Linked DNA regions of Homo sapiens: region 2 is linked to region 1. A link is a contact called in ENCODE Hi-C data. All regions are on one chromosome and are shown on one strand. Each heading gives the region's core, a stretch centred on a gene start or an enhancer-like site at or near the end of the contact. The rest is flanking DNA. Distances are from core to core; before and after follow the strand shown. Region 1 overlaps BAIAP2 (BAR/IMD domain containing adaptor protein 2). Region 2 overlaps BAHCC1 (BAH domain and coiled-coil containing 1).

Region 1 (3,161 bases), core at 51-2,550:
CCAAGACCACTGTGCCACTGGGCCCCTAGGCCACCCAAGACAACCATGACACTGGCCCCAGGTCCAGCAGCTGCCATAGCTCGGCTGTCGTACGTGGACCTGCCACCCCTCACCCAACCCAAACCTGCCCTATCTCTTTGCTTCCTGGGTAGCCAGGGGCCCTGCCTGGCTCTCAGGTGGCCTCCCCAGTCCCTCCCTCACTGCTCCAGAGTGGCCTCCCTGGGACTCAAACCTGGTCACAGGGTCCTCCCCTGGCTCCCAGGCTCTTGGTGACCTGTGCCTCTACCACCTCTGCCTGCACCCCTGAGCCACTGTGGTCCCAGGTGGGGCCTTGGGTGGTGGCCACATGCTGCTGCCCTCGTGACCTCTGAGAGACCCCTCTGCCCGTCATCTGTTGAGGGCCCCTCCTTGGGCCGGTAGACTCTTGGCCCTGTGTTTCCCGCTAGGCGTCCCCCGGCACAGTCCTGCGGCCCTGTGTCTCCCGCTAGGTGTCCCCCGGCACAGTCCTGCGGCCCTGTGTCTCCCGCTAGGCGTCCCCCAGCACAGTCCTGCAGCCCTGTGTTTCCGGCATCCCCAGCCTTGTCGTTCCTTGTGGGGGAATCCCGCCCTGGGATCCGCCATGTCCCAGGACCAAGCCTGGCCCTGCTGAACCAGGAGCGAGTTCCTCAGGGACGGGCTGCAGCAGCCCCCTCCATGGATATCCTGAGCCCCGATGTGAGCAAGGGGATCCCCTCCTAGGAGGCTGACTTAGCCCCCAGAGCAGGCAAGGCCCAGAGGCCAGACTCCCCACCGGGAACAGGCAGGGCCAGCAGGCCCCTGTTCACCCATAGTCCATGGGTAGGAGTTGGGATGGGATCACATGTGTCCCCTGGAACATTCTGGAACATTTCAAGAGTTTCGAAGATGTAGTTCCGGAGCCAAGCCCACCAGGGAGGCCCTGGTCATGTCTTTCTAAAATAAAGGGTTGCAGGGATCCACGGGCTATACCTTGACACTTGTTCCCCCCACCCACCACACTCTCATGTACGTGCGCGTGCGTGCACACACACACACACGCACGTGATACAGAACCAGTGCTCCAGTCCCCACAGCCTGGGGACAGCCAGGAGACAAGTGCTCTTCCCTCCCTGGAGAGGCCCCTCCTGCCGGCCTGGGCCTGCTGGGCACTGTGGGCAGGTGCAGGCAAGGACAGCAGCAGCACCTTTGACCCCTGGAGGCAGCCTCGCTGCTGAAGGACTCAGCGGTGACAGGCTGTGCTGCCACAGCTGCCAGGCAGGGAGCGCTGTGGAGCGCAGGCCTCCCGCCTGCTAGACCCAGGACAGTGGCGGGCGTCTGCGCCCTCTGGCGGGGGCCAGGCCCCATGACGGGGCCAGGGAGTGAGAGCGGGGCTGTCAGTGGCTGGGGTGCTGCCTGCAGGGATGGAGGGCGGGGAAGCCAGGCTGCTTGCCGCAGGTCTCCCAGGAGGGGTTGCGGGATGTGCCTGCGGTGGCAGCAGCTGACCTCCTGGGCTCGTGGGCCCCCGGGCGTGTGTGGAAGAGGCCTGTGTCCCACAGACCCACTTAGAGACGAGCCTCTGGGCTGGGGGCCAGGGTGTGAGGGCAGCCTCCCAGGGCAGTTCGTAGTAGCTCCCTGGTGCTTGGGTTTGGGCCTGCCTCGGGGCTCTCAGGGTGCGGGGGTGACGCTGGCTCGTGGCCGCTGTGTCAGGGCCGTGCCGCTGCGAGGTCGGTGTCCCTCGGCCGTCTGCCCTAGTGCTGGTCCCTGCTGGCCTCTCCGCGCCACCCAAGACTCACTCCTCTACCACTGATCTCAGCCAGGGCTCGGCAGACGTTCTGAAGGGCCACAAAGTTTGTGCTTTTGGCTCTGTGGGCCGTGCCGTCTCCAGCTCTGTTACTGCAATGTGAGGGCAGCCATGAATGAATGATTCACAAATCGATGCACAGCTGTGTTGCAATAAAACTTTATTTACAAAACAGGAAGCCAGCCCTCGGGCTGTGGTTTGCTGACCCCTGGTCTGAGCCAGCAGCAGAGGGGTAGGGGTGGCATGGGGAGGACTTGCTCAGAATGGCTGTCGTCCAACATCCTCCGTGGGTCCCCAGCGTGGGTGCCCAGCCACATGTAGAAGGGAACGGGGATGAGTTGGGGGGAGCAGTGAAAGCCGGAGAGGCCCCCAGAGGTGCCAGAGACATAGCAGTTCTGGCCCACAGCTTAAGGGTCTGGGGGTCCCGGGAATCCAGGCCCTGCAGCCTGCTTAGGCCAAATGGCCAGGAGGGGCAGGGGTTACTTGATTAGCTCCCAGGACCCAGGCCCGGCCGGCTCCCAGTCCCAGAACCTTTCTCCATGCCTGTGGCTTCCTCCTCCTTTGTCCCCACTGTGCTCAGCTGGTCTGTGTCCAGCAGGCCGCAGAGTACGCCCGAGGGAGCGCGGGCTCTTGGGCCCAAGGGCAGTGGTTGGAGCAGTGAGCCTCAGTGTGTCTGACGGGGCTGCCTTCCTGCCCTCGGCAGCCAGGCCTGACCCCCACTGGGCAGCACCACCCCCTCCCCCGGCCATCTGGGGCGCCTTCCTGGCACTTTGGGGTTTGCCCACCGGAGTTTGACCTTGTGCGTCCCTGTCCGTTCCTCCTTCCTCCAGGCCCTGATGGGCCCCGCGGGCGTTGAGCCTGGGTTTGCTCTCATCCCTGGAGGTCCCCCGACTGCATGGCTTGTGGTCCATCCCCGGCCCTTTACCGGCAGCCGCTTCTGTGGGTTGGGGTCAGAGGCTCACGGGTGGCCTGTCTCGCCGAGAGGTACCACCTGGTGAAGAGCAGCCTCCAGCCCCAGAGAGTGCTCAGGGAGGGCCCTCAGCGCTGTGCCTGGCTGCAGGAGACTGAGCCGGCCCTGACCCCTCCCTTCCTGCTGCTTCCACTTCAGGGCAAGGAGCTGCTGGCGCAGAAGCTGCCGCTGTGGCAACAGGCCTGTGCCGACCCCAGCAAGATCCCGGAGCGCGCGGTGCAGCTCATGCAGCAGGTGGCCAGCAACGGCGCCACCCTCCCCAGCGCCCTGTCGGCCTCCAAGTCCAACCTGGTCATTTCCGACCCCATTCCGGGGGCCAAGCCCCTGCCGGTGCCCCCCGAGCTGGCACCGTTCGTGGGGGTGAGTCTGTGGCCTCTGGAAAGCTTCACGGGT
Region 2 (3,568 bases), core at 713-3,212, 330 kb after region 1:
CTGGGCTTTCGGCTCAGGGCGCACATGTTGGGCAGGCGATAAGGAGTGGCCTCTTCCTGGGTGCAGGGGAGGCCGCTACCTTGGGATGCGGTGGGCAGCATGGGGTCCTCGGTCCAGACTCCCCTGCCCAGACTCCCCTGCCCCTTCCTCCCACCCCTGCACTACTAGCGGCCTCCTGGAGGGGAGACCAGGCTGGCCATGGCTCCTGGGCTGGCTGTGGGGGCCCCGCCTTCCTGGCTCATATGCCCCACCCCGCCTCAGCCTTTTGTGTCTGTGGGCAAACGCCCCGGCCAGCCACAGCATCTGGCTCCCAGGATGTCTGTGGGAGGGAGGAGGGTGGCCTGGCACCGGGGGAGCAGGAAGGGGAGGCCTGCGGCAGCCGTGGTGAACCCCCCACAACAGACGCAACGGCCGCTGCCTGGTCCTGGCCCAGCCACAGGTGCACAGATCCACCTAGGACCACTGACTTGGTTTCCCCTCCTGGCAGTGGTGGCCCCTAGTCAGGGCCCAGAAGTGGCACCAGCCCATCCCCAATGCTCTCTGCACCAGGAGAGAGCTCCTACCCCACTCCCTCCACCCACCCTGGGGGACCCCAGCAGCAAGGAGGGCCGTTTGTGGGTAGCACCACCTGCCTTGGAGCCCCCGTCCCGCCCCTCTGGGGGCTGCTCAGAGGGTGGGTGTGTGGTGGCCCACAGGCAGACAGCACCCACAACGGCCTCTAGACACTCACTTCCCCTTGTGCCAACGGCTGCCTGGGCGGAGCTGCCCACATCCCACCCCGGGGACCCCCACCACTTCTCAGCCCCTCACATGGGGCCCGGCATCGGTGGGTTCCATCTGCTCCCGAGCCCTTGGGAGTCCCCCTGGCTGGGTGGGAAGCCAATGTCCTGCCACAAGTGTCGACGTGAGCCCCTGGCGTCTGGGCCTCTGAGCCCCTTCTATCTGCGTCCCAGGGAAGTAGCTCCTCCAGGCGGGGGTGGCCTGAGCCGGAGGAGAGGACAGTGCCCACAGTGGCCCTGGCTGTGTCACACCGAGGAGGTTCACCTGTCCACCCTGCTGGGCACCTGGCACCCTGGCTGGGCGAGACGCATCTCCCGCTGTCCGTGTCAGGTGGGGGTGGGCACGTGTGCGGGACAGTGGGCTGGGTGGACCAGCACGGGTGGAGGCGGGACAAGGGGGTGCAGGGCGTGGCCTCTGAGCCGCCCGCCTGGGCCCCAGAATGCAAGGCCCACCCGGGGCTGAGGATGGGTGTGGGTGCCCCCCGAGGGTGGCAGAGCCTCCAAGGCCACACACCTGCGAGGCCCGTGCTCCAGCTTGCTGTCCCCTGCTCTGCCTTCAGTTCAGTTGTCCCACCCCCCGGGATCCCCTCCCCTCCCTGCGGGGGTTCCCTGCCACGCAGCCGTGCTCCCCGACAGACCACATGGAGCTGCCGCGCTGTGAGCTGAGCGGCAGAGGCCAGGGCCGGCGGGCCAGGGTGAGAGGCTGGCTGGCTGCCCGGGCAGCATGCCTGGCTGCTAGTTTGACAGGGTGCCAGCTGGCTCCCCGTGCGCCGGGCCTGTTTCTCTGCCGTGTGTGTTCATGGGGGAAGGGGAGTGAGGTGGGTGGGGGGCACGCGACTCGGCCGGAGAGTGGGGGCCAGCAGGCACAGCGGGCTGCCTGGGCGGTTGGCCTTGCCCACGTTTCCTCCTAGTGGCCCAGGATGGGCAGGAGGCAGGTGCCTGGCCAAGCCAGCTTGCCACCCCCTCCCCAGCCCAGGGCTTTCGTTGAGGGTAGGTAGGCCAGGGTGGGGCAGGCCACCAGGAACCCAGGTTGGGGTAGCCCCAGGAACCCCCCATGCCAAGCGGGGCCTCCTCTCTCCCCATCTGCAGGGCAGCCCCTCGAGCGGGCCAGGGCTTCCTGCTTCCCCGGGGGAGCAGCTGGGGGTGCAGCAGAGGCAGCCCGGAGCTGGAGGAGCCGCCCGGAACATCTGGCCTGGGCAGAGCCTGTCTGTTCAGCTCCTCCCGGCCCGCAGCTTACCCGAGGCTCGCGCTCCCACCAGCGGTGGGCCTCTCTGGGGCTTGGGGTGGGGGCGGGAGGCGGAACTGGCCAGGGGCAGAGGTGAGCTCCTGCTGGGCAGCCTGTCCTGGGTGGATGAGGATGAGAGCAGGGGTGGGGGCACACACAGCTGGCCCTATTGTCAGCAGGCCTGGTCCCCTCCCTCCCCACCGCGCCCCCCAGCTGCCTGGCCAGGACCACCCACAGGGCCAATGAAAGAGGATTCTGTTCCTGGGGGGCTCAGCTGGGAAGGGGTGGGGGCAGGGGCTGCTGAGATCCCCACTGAGGCCACTCGTGGTCTCTTGTGCCACCTGGGGGGAGCCATGGGGGCGGCAGGCACACACACGCGCTGGCTCTCCGCCTGGCCGGCCTCTTGGTCAGAACCACGCCCCACCAGCGGCCACTTCTCACTGGGCCTGGCCAGCTCCTGGGGGTCCGGGGCTACGCATGCCGAGCACTCCCTGCCAACGGAGCCCCGCAGCTTCCTGCATCCTGCCAGCTGCTCCTCTGTCCCCTTCGTCCCCTCTGAGGTCTCAGGACTCGCTGGTGCTGCTGGGAGTGAGCAGGAGCTGGGACCACATCTGTTTAAGGGACAGAGGTCCCACCAGCGCCCACCCACCCCGAGTGTCCTCAGAGGTACTGGGGCCCCAGCTCCATCCTTCCTGTGATGCCTGCCAGGGACCTGCTGCTTCCTCCCAGACCCCTTCAGCTCCTCCTTCCTCTCCCGGCCTCGGTTTCCTCGGTGGCTAAAACAGCTTCTTGGTCTGTCTCCCACAGGCCCGCTGACCACCCCAGCACTGACGTTTCTACCACATCTATGTGGGGGGTGTGGCCCTTGCCCTGCCTAGACCTGCTGTCCCTGCCCATGTGCGAGGGAGAGTTGGGCCAGTGGGGACAAGCTGGCTCCGCTGGGATGCGAGGGACAGCGTGGGGGTCCCGGCGTGGGGGTGGAGGGGACAGCGTGGGGGTCTCGGCGTGGGGGTGGAGGGGACAGCGTGGGGGTCCCGGCGTGGGGGTGGAGGGGACAGCGTGGGGATCCCAGCGTGGGGGTGGAGGGGCTCTGCTGGGCCGGCTACCTCCCGCCAGCTTCTCTCAGCCAGAGGGCGGCTGCCCCATCCAGGCCTATGATCCCCCCTCCGGAGGTGTCCTATGGCTTTCGGGAGCCAGCCCTCCCATACCCTCGGCCCCTCACCGTGGCCTGCCCTGGCCGGCCACCCTGCCAGGGTCCCAGCCTCCTGTCCCCACTGGAGTCTGCCCTCAGGCCCTGGCAGTTCCCAACCCCCAGCCCGCTGAGACTTTATGCATAGCCTCATGTTCACGGCCTGGCTGAGTGCTGCCAGTCACTGTTGAGTGCAGGGGTTTCATCCCGTGGCCATGGTGACCAGCACCCAGGTCCACACCTGGCAGAGGGCTGTATGGAGGTGGCTAGGGGAGACACAGACTTGGGGAAGCCAGGATAGGGACATCCCAGGTGGCAGAACCTGAGCCCCAGGGAGGTTGGGGAGAGGGCCACCCCTGGTTTGGATAAAGGGCC

Evidence for each region. A loop is a pair of places that touch in the nucleus more often than their neighbours do. Pooled maps may share reads with other maps.
Region 2: a loop to region 1 is called in a pooled map, with 3 times the contacts of the local background. The contact joins two enhancer-like sites. A Hi-C loop is called at or near these places in 2 of 50 pooled maps.

The regions. Positions count from the first base shown.
Region 1 is chr17:81,100,596-81,103,756 of GRCh38, forward strand. BAIAP2 (BAR/IMD domain containing adaptor protein 2) reads left to right here. Exons shown (of 14, transcript NM_001144888.2): 8 at 2,907-3,128. Among named protein-coding and RNA genes, the nearest start is that of MIR657, 23 kb to the right of the region's middle. RefSeq lists enhancers at 1,106-1,623, 1,624-2,140. Within about 2 kb of position 1,301, at least 2 of the 41 ENCODE cell types and tissues checked have a DNase peak (open chromatin) inside an H3K27ac peak, as active enhancers do.
Region 2 is chr17:81,428,014-81,431,581 of GRCh38, forward strand. All of the region lies in intron 3 of BAHCC1 (BAH domain and coiled-coil containing 1), which reads left to right. Among named protein-coding and RNA genes, the nearest start is that of MIR3186, 21 kb to the right of the region's middle. Within about 2 kb of position 1,963, at least 14 of the 41 ENCODE cell types and tissues checked have a DNase peak (open chromatin) inside an H3K27ac peak, as active enhancers do.